Regions from separate parts of the Homo sapiens genome. Here regions 2 and 3 are each linked to region 1. The links are chromatin contacts, found by Hi-C or POLR2A ChIA-PET in ENCODE. All regions are on one chromosome and are shown on one strand. The core of a region is the stretch at or near the end of the contact, and the rest is flanking DNA. Distances in the headings are between cores, read along the strand shown. Region 1 holds the start of APBB1IP (amyloid beta precursor protein binding family B member 1 interacting protein). Region 2 holds the start of WAC (WW domain containing adaptor with coiled-coil). Region 3 holds the start of OTUD1 (OTU deubiquitinase 1).

Region 1 (4,303 bases), core at 1,029-3,528:
ATTTCTTGAGAAATAGCAATTTAAAGATTTCAAAATATAATATTGACCTGTTCAAGTTTGGGCTGTTTCTTATCTCAGTTTTCAAATAAGATGGAAATTTGCCTTTTTACATATAGGCCAGATATTGACTGCGCTTTTACAGGAACTTCTCAGAAACAAAAGACCTCAAAGATATTGATATTTCAGAATGTAATCTGTTATGGTTATGATTATTTTCTCCATTTTTAAAAAATTTGTGATCAGCAATTCTAATGTTGATATAATGTTGCCAGTATTCCAGTTGGGACCAATTCAAAGAATTATAGCAACTCCTCAATTGCTATTTTAAGAACAGACATAATGTAGCCCAATCATCTCACTTTACTGACGTTATCTGAAGTCCAGGGAGAAGTTATGCAAGTTAATCAATATCATCCTTATCTAGATGGGGGAGATATAAGAGCCAGAACCCAGGTCTCCCAAGTGCTGAGAAAAAACCCAAATATTAGTAATTATTAATAGTTTAAGGATTAATAGTTTAAGGACACACATTATTAATAGTTTAAGGATGAAGTTAAATTTCTTAGACCTTTCACAACACACGTTGAGCAGACAGGAAATACCACTAGAAGACTTTATAAAGTATTTCTCAGCAGATCCTTGCTAATTTCGCCAGCCAGCATCATCGTCCTGGCCCATGTGCCACCCATTATTCCAGTGAGGCCAGAGGGAAAATCGCTGCTCTAGGTTTATGAAAAAGGACAAAGTTTTCCTTTCTGAAATTTCTCTCTGGAGACCCAGATTTTAAAATGAATAGTAGCTAGTACCGGCACCTTTGTTTAAACCACGTTATGCCACCAGAAAAAAACATCTGGGGGCATAATAAACTCACGGGCCCTTTTCTTTTGTTACTTTCCTCTAGTACTCCGTCTCGTCAAGGATCACATTAAAAGTTCTTTTGAACCGCTATGCCCTGAGTGTCTAGGAAACACATTTCACGTTCCACAGGGGTATGAACTAAGAAATACCTTAGCAGGAAAGTAAGAGGTACACCGGGCTAGGTCTTTGGTGGAACACCTGCGCAGAGGTTCTTGGAGACATTAGGACACCCTAGTTAGTTTCCTCCATTCTGTAAAAGGCCCTCTGGATATTCATTTCAAGCCAAATTATGAAACTTGTGCCTGGTGTCCAAATCTATCTTTATGGTATTTTAAAATGAAAATGAGAATATTCGGGGGAAAAAGTTATTTTTAAAAAGAGGAAAGAGTTGTCCAAAAGTTTTAGAGGAAGGAAACACTCTAAGATGCATCAGACTGCGAGCCACACTCAAATTCTCACACGGCTGGCATTTAATCCACATCTAATCTTGGCCCCTCAAGAATCCCTCCAGGTTCCGGGAGACTGGGGCTCCCGGACCTGCTGACCTGCTGACCTGCTGACCTGCTGGACGTGCAAGGGTTCATAGCAGTTCCCCGTTTGACCTTGCAGCAATTTCCTGGGCAGGAAATCTGTCAAATCTGTTGCAATAGCTCGGGAAAAAGCAAACCCGAACCCCAAACCCTCACACCCCCACCCTCGCGAGCCGGGTCCAGAGTGGAGATCAGCGGAGGGGACCCTGGGGACCCGCTGCGCTCGAGGGCCACGCCTGGGGGCACGCGTTCACGAGGCCAGATCCTGGAGCTGCCCCCGGCGTCGGACCCGACGGGCTTGACAAACGGGTTCCTGACAGCCCCGAGGGGCCCGTGCTGGCGCTCCCAGGGCTCCCGGGACTGGGAGCGCCACTTACCTCGACTGCTCTGCGGGGCGCTGCGGGGCGCGGGAAGGCGGCGAGACTCCGGCCGGGAAAGCGACGCGCGGTGCAGACTGCCGCACCCGGGCTCCAGGTCGCTGCCCCGGGGAGGAAGTGCTGTCAGCCCTGCCCTTCCCACGCAGCGCGCAGACGTGTGGCGCTATCCGAGCTGCTTTGCTCCGAGGTGCAAGGAAGGCCCCTGGTTAGAGACAGTGGGACAGACAAACATATGCGTAAAGGACTCCGAGTTAGGGGCTGCTTTCTCCAACTCATCGAGTCTGCGCCTGATTTTCTCTCCCCCATCCCACCCCTACTACACAACCACCTTGAAGGGATTTTTATTTTATTTTATTTTATTTTATTTTAATTCTGGGAAACGTTGCGCCTCCCCCTACCTGTGCCGCGCGCGCCCTTCTCTCAGGAGCGTCTCCTGGCGAATGGAACCATTTTGCAGCCTCGACGCAAGAGGGACTAAGGGATTGGGGCCTAGTGATGGTTCCACCAAAGACTGAGAGGCCGCTTTATGTTGCAACGGTCTCCCAAAGTGTTTACTTCAGCACTTTCTGGGCTTCCTCTTTTGGGCCGGTTGTGCAAGGCTTCCCGGCCGCCTGCAGCCCGCCCTCAGGGGACGCGGTGCAGGGCTGGACTGGCAACACGCGCGTCCCGGCCGGAGTTCAGCTGTCTCTCGGGTGGGGGTGGAGGAAGGGCGCGCTGGGCGGAGGCCCTTTCTCAACCATCAGGTTGGTAACCTCACCCTCCTCCCTCCCCACGTTTAACCACGCTCAGTTGGCCGGCCAGGGTGTAGAGGAATAGCACTGTCTTCATTGCTCGTAGAAATCCAAAATGGTCTGAACCCCGTGGAAGAGAATTGAGCAATATCTATTTAACTTATGTATGGATTCGCCTTTTGACCCCGTCATCCCACTTCCAGGAGTGTGTTACGAAGATCTGCTGATGAAAATAAGTAATGCACACGGCAGAGGGCATTCATGGACTCACTATTTGCAACAGCATAGGACTGGCTGGAAATAGCACCTGTCAGTTGGGAGTGGAGTTTCCTGAGAGAAAGTCGCTGGGGAGGTCTGAAAATACAGAAGTTAAAATCAGTTATGATTTGTAAATGCGGTTGAATAACCCTCCCCTTCTCCTCTACAGCTGTGTCTTCAAAGGCTTATATGTCAGGGAAGGTGGTGAAGACATAAAGACAGAAATTAGGTGCATGTGTTAATTAGGCAATTTCAAATAGTTCTGTCATTTATTTAATGAGAAACTATTCGTAAGCACCAACACTTCTAAGAACAATGAAAATAGTTAGAGGAAACAATTTCTGCTCTCATGCATGGTGCATTCTAGTTGGTAGAAAGCAGACAATAAACAAATTAATATTTAACATGTCAAGGAATGTAACTAGTTTTGAAGGAAGTTAAAAGGTGAGGGATAGAGAGTGATGGGCATGGGGATGGGGTTGCTGTATTAATTAGGGTAAATAAACGATAAATAAATAGAAAATATATTTTCTCCTCATGATTTTCTTAATAACAGTTTCTTTTCTCTAGCTTTCTTTATTGTAAAAATACAGTATTTATCTAAATACATATAACATAATATGTGTTAATTGACTGTTTAATATTATCAGTAAGGCTTCTGGTCAACAGTAGGCTATTCGTGGTTAAGTTTTGGGGGAGTCAAAAGACATACATGGATTTTCAATTGTGCAGCAGTTTGGTACTCCTGAAATCTGGCATTGTTCTGTTACAGTAGGTAGCTAGTCAGGCATGAGCAGGGCAGGAGAGGGCTCCTCCCACCCCCTACCAGGAATGTCAGGTGACCATCAGGTGATGATCAAGCAGTTGTTATCAGCCTTACTGATAACATAGTCGATTAACTCATATTATTTTATATATATTAAATACTGTATTTTTATAATAAAGTAAGCCAGAGAAAAGAAACTGTTATTAATAAAATCATAAGGAAGAGAAAATGTATTTTTCATTTATTTATTTATTATTTATTTATCCTAATTTTTTTTAATATAGCACCAGGGAAAGGCAGTCTCCCAATAGACAGAAACACCTGAAACTGGTATTTCTGTCTGATAAGTGACACTTGAGCTAGATCTAAATGGCATGAGAGATTAATCCACACTGGGTTTTTAGATGGGAATATTCCAGGCAAAAGGAACAGCACATTCAAAGACCCTGAGTTAGGAGAGCACTTAAGATATTGGAAAAACACCAAGGAAATTAGTACGGCTGAGCAGAGTGAGATGGGAGGGACAGACATGAGATGGGATCAAAAGGAAATGGTGCCCAGATTGTGTGCTATTTGGGAGCTGTGGAAGAGAATTTGATGTGAGTGAGATGGAAAGCCAGTGGAAGGTTCTGAGCAGAGTTGTAAGTGCTACATAAAATATAAAATCAAACAATGAGAGTGACTTTCTTGGGGCAGGGAAAGTGGTCAAGGATCACCTCTTTACAAAGTAATGAGAAGGGGCAGCCATTCAGAAACTTGGGAAAGGATTCCAAGAGAAGGAAG
Region 2 (4,271 bases), core at 1,413-3,912, 2.1 Mb before region 1:
TTTCAACAAGAAAGATACTCACCACCATCCCTCTCTCTAACTCTGTGAGTATGCACATTTTTGGCCTTACTGTGACCTGTGCTGTCACTGTATTTGTTTTCAGGACTATCAGATCTCCGCAACATTTTATTTGGTGGTGAAGGATCTCCGGCGTCTCGCATCTTTTCATGTCTGTGATCACCGCTACTGGGGTGACTCTTCGATGAATACTTAAGTGCCTGTAAAACATCACCCCCCCAAAAAAAGAGAGAAAGAATTGAAACCTTAAACTCCCTAATTTAAACATAAACTTTGGTGTATTATCATTAAATTTTATGAACTTACAAAATTAAAATTTCCACTTTCAATTCTGCTTTACTCTTTAAAGTTTCTCAGACAAAAAACCTAATGCTTAAGCGTTACAATAAGACTCCTGATAACAAATCACACTAAACACAAAAAAAACCCACTCCATTATCTTATAAACCACCTTGCACACTGATTCTGCAAAAAATAAAAAAATTTGGCTGAGAATATTTAGAATCATTTTTTGATAGTCAAAAGAAAACTAGAAATTCAGTACTACTATAATCAATTTCTGCTCTACAGCTGATATACACAAACACATGTATAAATAAGCACATGCATATTTTTGCAAACCTACCAAAAAAAAAAAAAAAAACCCACACACCAGTTTCTCCAATTCTTTGATTCAAATAAAGCATTTCAGACCTAACTTCCTTACTCTCCCAGGTGTGGGAAACAATTTTAAGGTATAAAAATACTAACCAAAATAAACTAATGTGAGTACTATTTCTAACTAAGCATAATGCGCTCAAAATAATCGTTTAGCTTTATTCTAACACATATCTTAAGACAATCATGATGTACTAATCTGTTGCAATGTGTAATCAGCTATGCTTTGGAGGACAGATTCAGTAAAGTTTAATTTTTGACATATCCAATGTTTTACATATCAGAAGACAGTGTTTTCAAATTCAGCTGTATAACACAACCATCAGGTTAGAAACCTGCTCTCTAGTCCTTTAAGATGTAGAAAGTGTTTTCTGCAGTCATCTGATGGTTAACAATCATTATGAGGTTTCCCTCCTGAAAATTGGGGCCACTTTCATCATAATCCTTAGAACTTCACACACAATGACTGCAGTAACAAAAAGGAACCCACCTACCTAGAACCACCTACATCAGAATGATTATCCAAGTACCCAAAGACCTCAATTCTTACAGAAACAAAAGCACACATATCTTTTACTTGTAAGGCAATTAAGTATACCAAAAATATTAAAAGGGGAAAGGGTAGTACTTTATAACCGACTTGAAAGTTGTAAGTCATTTAGCTATTTACCCAAGTTCTTCACTTAATTTTAATACCTTTACATTAACTTTTCAGTTCCCCCAACACAATAAATAAATAAATAAGCCTCGTAAGTCACCTATCATCTCATCCCATCGATTCCTTCACTCGCAAATAATCAAATAATCGAGTCAGGTCTTTCTGGCTGCAAATGATTCTTTTTTCCTAAATCAGCGAACTCCCTCCAGTCACCTGTCAAAATAAGTCACTAAACCTTGCTGGAGAGCGCTAAAGGAACCAAACCTGGAATTTTAAGGGGATCCGCGGTGCTAGTTTCAGATGTGTTGCACCGAAGGGCCTGTATCGACTTCTGAGGCCTGCGCTCGAGTAGCAGTCCCTCCCTTCCCCCTCCGGCCCCTTCCAATCCCTCCACCCCGGCCTCGGCTGGTACCTGGTAAGGCTGCGAGTCCCCCCTCCGGTCGTGACAGCTGAAAAACAGGAAGAGAAGGCAGCGACATAAGACACGGCGCGGGTGGGGGGCCGGGGAGGAAGAAAACGGGGCCCCCGCCGCCCCTCCCCGCGGGAGACCTACCGAGCGCCCCAGCGCCGAGCCCCGCACGCACACGGCACAAACCCGGAGCCTCCGGAAGGGCCGGAGAGGGCGAAATGCCGCGAAGCCGGGCCCCCGCTCCCCGCCACACTGCGTTCCCGCCCGCCCGCCCGCGCGGCCGCTCCTCCTCCCCAACCCGATCCGGATCAGGGTTAACAACAAAAATGGCGGCCCGGCCAGCTCCAGATAAGGAGGAACAGCCCCCCCGCCGCCGCCCCCCGCCGCCGCCCGGCCCGAAACGAAAAGACAATTTACCCATCACTGAGTCTCTGCTGTTTCCTCGCATACATTACCATCAATGCCCGGCCTGTGAGTGTGTGTCGGGGAGGGGGGAGAGCGGCCGCGAAAGGCGGGCGGGCGCGCAGGCGGCGGCGGCGGCGGGCGGCGGGCAGCCCCGGCACCTGGGCCCGGCGCGCCCTCGGCGACTCTCATCAGCTCCCAGTTACTGGCGCCGGCGCTCCCGGGCCATCTCCCTCCGTCGACACCACGCTCACTCTCAGCCGGGGCAGCGGCGCCAACTACACGGCGGCACCGCGAACCGGGGGGAGGGGGGCAAGACGACGCGTCCGGCTCAGCCCCGCGGAGAGCGACTGCCTCCTCCGCCTTCTCCTCCTCCTGCTCCGCCGCCTCCTCCCCTCCTCCCCCCGCCGCCGCCGCTGCTGCCGCCGCCTGGTCCTTCTTCTCCTCCTCCTCCTCCCGCCGCCGCCGCCGCCGCTGGTGCCGCCGCTGCCGCTCCACCAACTACATCCGGGCAACTCGGACGCTGCCGCCTTCGGGAAACCTCGGCAGTTTCCGCCGGGCCCCTCCTCTCCCACCCTCGGCCTTCCTCCCCGCACCGCGCGGGTCCGGAACACCGCCCTCGGCAAACCTCGGCTGGCTCCGGCCTTTCTCCTCCTCTGAGGCCTGGATCTTCTCTTCGCGACCAGTCTGCCCTTTCCTTCTTTTCCTCACTCGCGAGTCGGCCACCGCCGTTCCCGTTTAGGGATAGTCTCGCTCGGGCGCCTGCTCGAGGCTGATCTCAGGGGCTCCGGGCTGCGCAGGGAGGGAGCCGCCTTCCGGAAGAGGACGGTGGGGCGCGAGGGAAGCCATCGCGGACTAAATAAGGGAGGCTGCAGCGGCTGCGCGTGCGCCCAGAGGCGCAGCGGGAGGGGGTGCTCTCGGGCGAGCTCTCCGGCCGCGGCCCCCGCCCCTGCGCTGTCGGGCGGGGAGGTCGGAAACCCCCTGGCGAGACCACGGGCGGACGCTTCCCGAAGAGCTGCCTGGGCTGCAGCCGCGGAAGCTGCGTTCTGGGGAGCGGGGAGCGTGCTCCGGCGCCTTCGGGCCGCTGCTGGAAGCCGGAACCGAGCCCGGGCCGCTGCCCCTCACCGGACGCCGCGCGCCACCGGCCCTCCGCGGGGCAGGGGCTGCTGCGAGCTCGCCGGGCGCCCTTTAGACGTAAGTCTCACCCTGCGCCCCGAGGCAGGAAGGAGCGCGTGCAGTCCCGGCCAGAAACGGCTAATAGGAAGGGCTGAGGGGTTCTGTGTTCAAGGCAGAAGGCCGTGCGTCAGGGCGGCCCTCAGCGGAGATGCGTGCACGGAGCGGGGAGCGCCGCTCGGGGCAGGGAATGAAAGCGGCGCTTGAGACTGGAAATTTAGGGAGATGAGTTCCTTGGGAACAACGCTGAACCATCTCACTGCCCCACCCTACCCCTTGTTATTTTTTTTTGAGACAGGTCTCGCGCTGTCGTCCAGTCTGAGTGCAGTGACGCGATCACGGCTCACTGCAGCCTCGACCTCCGGGGCTTACGGGTCATCCCACCTCAGCCCTCTAAGTAGCTGGCACCACGGGCATGCACCACCACACCCGGCTAATTTTTTAAAAAAAGTTTTTCCGGAGATAGGGTCTCGCTGTGTTACCCAGGCTGGTCTCGAACCCCTGGCCTGAAGCGATCCTCCCGCCTCGGCCTCCCAAAGTGCTGGGATTACAGGCGTGAGCCACTGCGCTCGGCTTTTCACCCCTTTCTAACGTTTTCCATCCCTTTCTAACGTTTTCCATACCCAGCGGTGCCCTGCCCACCCTCTCTTTATCTCTCACTTTTCCCTCCTCTGTTTCTTCCTCGCTGAAGTCCATTGGTGAAAGAAAATTCATGTGAAAGTTCTCAGGTGTGTTAAGTGAAATTGCTACAAATTTGATTTTATGTACTGCTGCAGGTACATTGAGAGAAGAAACGTGAAGTATACCAAACAACCGTTAGTTGAGAGTGGTGGTATTCGGGTGATTGGTTGACTTTTTTTTTTTTTTTTGCACTATTTGTAAGGCAACATAGTTTAATGAAAAGAATTGTGGTAAACATAATTAGGTGATTAACACAGAAGAGGCAAATAGTAA
Region 3 (3,756 bases), core at 675-3,174, 3.0 Mb after region 1:
TTTGAAAGTGCTATTACCCTGATTAAAGTTCATGTGATTCTCCAAACACAAGTTATATATGCAATTATTCCCAGGGTGTAAGGTTTTGAGACATTTCAAGAGCATGCATTTTGTTCAATATACATTTTAGACAAGGATATGGCCATAGATTTGGCAAGTTCTTCGTCGCGTTTCCTTTGCACTTGAGTTTGTTTGCACCAGTTGTCGTACTCTGGGTTAGGATAGGAGTGATCAAATACAGCATCATAGTGTCCGTTACTGAGCCAACTGAGCCAAATACTAGGCCTCAGGGAATCCTCTGGGCCCAAATAATGAATCATGGTAGACACCGTGGGACTCTCCAGCCTCCCTCCAGTAGTTAAATGGATATTCACATTCAGCATCTGCCCCATGGCCAGCAACTCCGGGTACCCGGCCCATGCCCCGTCTTGGGCAGCAGCGATGATAAACTCCCCCACGTCGCCCTCAATCAGGGGGCTGAAGTGGTCGAGATGGTCGGCGATGTAGTGCACCGTCTGCTCCCTCAACTCCCGGTGCAGGCTCTGGTCCCCATACACCGTCTTGCTGACAGCTCGGTAGAGGCAGTTGCCGTCTGGAATGATGTGGAATCGGTACTTATTCCTCTGCCGCAGATACTTGTCCTGCTTCTCCACCTCGGCCAGGTATAGGGCCAGCTTCTCGTCTCTGGGATCCGACCTGGAGACGATCACCGGCTCCGCCGCACTACTCGGGGCGGCCTCGATGCTCCCGGCGGGGGGTGCCTCGGCCTCTGGGTCGGGCCTCCGCGCCGCGTCCCCACCGGGCGCGTCGCAGCGATCGCCGCCCCTCTCCCAGCCCCTGGGGCCCCTCTCCGCCAAGTGCTCTTCGCCCCACGGACCGGGGCCGGGATCGGGGCTCCCCGGGGTCGCCGCGGGGCCTCGGTGCTTGGCGGCGGCCAGGGCCTGGCGGTGCTCGCTCAGTCGGAAGTTCCGATCGGGCCCCTCCCGTGTCGCGTCCAAGCCCGCGGGCTCGGGGCAGTCGGGCCGCAGCAGCTCCTCCAGGAGCCAGGCCGAGGAGCCCCGCCGCGGCGGGACCGGGGCTGCGGGCGCCGGGGCGAGCAGGAGGCAGCGGCCGCGCGGGGCAGCGGCGGAGCCCGCGGCGCCGGGAACGGGATCGGGCCCGTGCAGCAGGAGCCTGTCGGCGCCCAGGGCCCGCACGGTGATCTGTGCGGTGGACGTGTAGTGCGGCGGCAGCGGCGGCTTGCAGGACGCGCCGGGCGGGCCGGCGGCGGCGGAGGCGGGCGCGGCGGCCCCGGACACCACCTCGAAGCAGGAGGAGAAGGCGGGCATCTTGGCGGCGGGGACAGCGGCGGCTTCCCGGTGCTCGGCGGCCGCGGCGGGCTGGCACTCACCGGTCTCGGGCTCGGGCGCGGCGCCGGCGGCTCCCGGGGGCTGCAGCGAGACCTTGAAGGGGGTAGCGGCGGCGGGTGGCGCGGGGGCGGCGGCCGTGGGACCCGGGGCCCCGGCGGGGTAGTGGGTGCAGACGCTGCTGTAGAGCTGCATGTCCCTGCCCGCCGCTCGGCCCCTTATAGGCGCGGCGAGCCCCGGAGCGGGGGACACACCCTCCGGGCCCGGGGGAGGGGGCCGGCGGAGCGCGGTGACCCAACGGCCCCAGAATAGAGATGAGCGAAAGGCAGCCGGCCGCCGCGAGTCAGCAGCCGCGAATAGCGCCCGGGTCCCGGCCAAATTCCTGCTGCGCCACAGCGCAGGGGGGCGGGGACGGGACGCGAGCTCGACCCCTGCCGGTGCGCTCGGCCCGCAGACCCGGGGCGCCGCGCCCGCTGCAGCTGCTTCGGCCCGCGGCGGCCGCTGGGGACTCACGGAGGAAGCCGCCCGCCCCGTTGGAGCGCGTCCCGCCGGCGAGGAGGAGCGCGGTGCGCGCGGAGGCCCGGGAGGCGGGGCCGCGGTTGTTTACCTCAGGCCTCGCGGCCGCGTCACGTGGACTCACTGGAATGCGCGGCTCTTTGCGGCGCCCGATTCAGTCGCGCCTGCTCGCCCCGCCCACTCCGGCCCGCGCCCCGCCCCCTACCGCGCTCCGCCGACGTCACGGGCGTGGCCCTCGGCGCGCGAGCGCGCGCGGGCGGGGCGAGGCCGGGGGCGCGGAGGCCTGAGCAGTCCTGGGATCCTGGCTGGGCCTCCCGCCCACGTGACTCCCACGGACCGCTTCCCCCACCTGGGCACTGGGCACTGGTTTCTGCGCTGCGCCACTCTCCTCAGCGGCTGCAGTGGATGCTGCGGGATGGGAGCTGCTTGGGGCGAGTTAGCATGCTCGGAAAGCTTGCGTGGCAGGAAAGCTTCCGGCATGGGTGTGGAGAACGGAATGCTGCCTTAAAGTCTGTTTGGCCTCTGCTGGTCATGGGCTACCATCCCTGCTTGCATTCACTACTGCCTCTTTTCTTTTATCTTTTTAGAGATGGGGGTCTTACCTGTCTCCGAAGCTAGAGTGTAGTGGCGCAGTCCATAGCTCACTGCAGCCTTGACTTCCCGGGCTCAAGCGATCCTCCCGCCTCAACCTCCAGAGTAACTGGAAACCACAGGTGTGCACCACCGCACCCGGCTAATTTTCTTTCTTTCTTTCTTTCTTTTTTTTTAAGGCGAGGGTCTCACCACAGTTGCCCAGTCTGGTGTCGAACTACTGGCCTCAAGCTGTTTCCCGCCTCGACCTCCTAAAGTGTTGGGATTATGGGTCCTAGCCACCACTCGTGGAACCGCCGCGTCTTTTCCTTTTTTTTTTTTTCTTTTTCTTTTTGAGGCAAGGTCTTGCTCTGCCTTCCAGGCTGAGTGCAGTGGCGCCATCATGTCCCACTGCGACCTCGACCTCCAGGGCCCAAGTGATCCCCCTTCCTCAGCCTTGCCTTGGGCAGGGATTACAGGTGCCCAGCTAGTTTTACCACTGTGTCTTTTCTATGCATTTCCTTGGACTCACCGGTAAGGGTGAGTCCGCTAGTGGATTCTCTTGCCTTGCTAAGACAAAACCAACTTTGCACCTCTGACCTATGCCATTTGGCAAATATCTGGCTTGGGGGAAAGCAAGGAAGCCTTTTAGGCTTTTATAAACAAGCTTTCTCAGAATACCAAATGCAGTATCACTTAGGGCCCTTTGAGAATAGGTGTGAATGCTAGCCAGAGGTCAAAAGCGGTGGAGAAAGTCGTGACCTGCATTCCGGGGCAAGATAGACTATAGAAAATACTTCTACCGAGTCTTTTTGTAATACCCGCCTTTGTAAGGGAAAGCCAGAGGTAGTGGGAGACTTTTGCTATATTCTGAGCTGTGATCAAATGCTAAATTAACAGGGCCTAAACATTCGAATTGAACCCAGAGGTTGTCCTAACATTTTAGAGATAGGGAGACTGAACCTGTAGGTGATGTAGGCTGTACTCCGGTCCCCACCTTTCCGGTGGAATGTGAATTCCAGGAATTGAGAGACTTGGGTCTTGCTCTTATATTTCCATCCCCTAACACCGTGCTTGGCACATAATTGGACCTAATTAATATTTACTAAGTGAATGAGTAGATGGAAAGCGAGTTTCCAAGGTTTGTCAGACAGTGGTGAAGCCAAGATTACTATCCAGGTCCCTTGACCCTAGCCAGGGCTTTTAATTATCTTTGGGCAGTATGACTGGCAGGGTCCCAGCTCAGGTCACTCCAGCCGCTTATGTAAATTAACTCAGAAGAAGGTAAATGACTGTCTAACTTTTCAAATTCTGGTAACTACCC

What was found. Hi-C counts contacts between places; a loop is a spot of excess contacts on that map. ChIA-PET counts read pairs that join two places held with the same protein, here RNA polymerase II (POLR2A). Pooled maps may share reads with other maps.
Region 2: a loop to region 1 is called in a pooled map, with 6 times the contacts of the local background. The contact joins the promoter of WAC here to the promoter of APBB1IP in region 1. A Hi-C loop is called at or near these places in 1 of 37 single-sample maps with no recorded cell type and 10 of 50 pooled maps. POLR2A ChIA-PET finds 5 or more read pairs at or near these places in 1 of 52 experiments (B cell).
Region 3: a loop to region 1 is called in a map with no recorded cell type, with 4 times the contacts of the local background. The contact joins the promoter of OTUD1 here to the promoter of APBB1IP in region 1. A Hi-C loop is called at or near these places in 1 of 37 single-sample maps with no recorded cell type and 6 of 50 pooled maps. POLR2A ChIA-PET finds 5 or more read pairs at or near these places in 1 of 52 experiments (T-cell).

Annotation. Positions count from the first base shown.
Region 1 is chr10:26,436,316-26,440,618 of GRCh38, reverse strand. APBB1IP (amyloid beta precursor protein binding family B member 1 interacting protein) reads right to left here and starts at 2,278. Exons shown (of 15, transcript NM_019043.4): 1 at 2,164-2,278; 2 at 1,766-1,967. RefSeq lists enhancers at 1,945-2,024, 2,585-2,714, 2,432-2,961.
Region 2 is chr10:28,531,509-28,535,779 of GRCh38, reverse strand. WAC (WW domain containing adaptor with coiled-coil) reads right to left here and starts at 2,662. Exons shown (of 14, transcript NM_016628.5): 1 at 2,160-2,662; 2 at 1,746-1,782; 3 at 23-218. The coding sequence starts at 2,200. It overlaps WAC-AS1 (WAC antisense RNA 1), which reads left to right and starts at 3,426. Exons shown (of 3, transcript NR_033805.1): 1 at 3,426-4,045. RefSeq lists silencers at 1,659-1,908, 1,919-2,028, 2,179-2,258, 2,469-2,618, 2,989-3,408 and enhancers at 2,769-2,958, 2,579-3,262.
Region 3 is chr10:23,437,243-23,440,998 of GRCh38, reverse strand. OTUD1 (OTU deubiquitinase 1) reads right to left here and starts at 1,924. Exons shown (of 1, transcript NM_001145373.3): 1 at 1-1,924. The coding sequence starts at 1,541. The coding sequence ends at 96. RefSeq lists silencers at 706-1,075, 1,216-1,555, 1,606-2,195.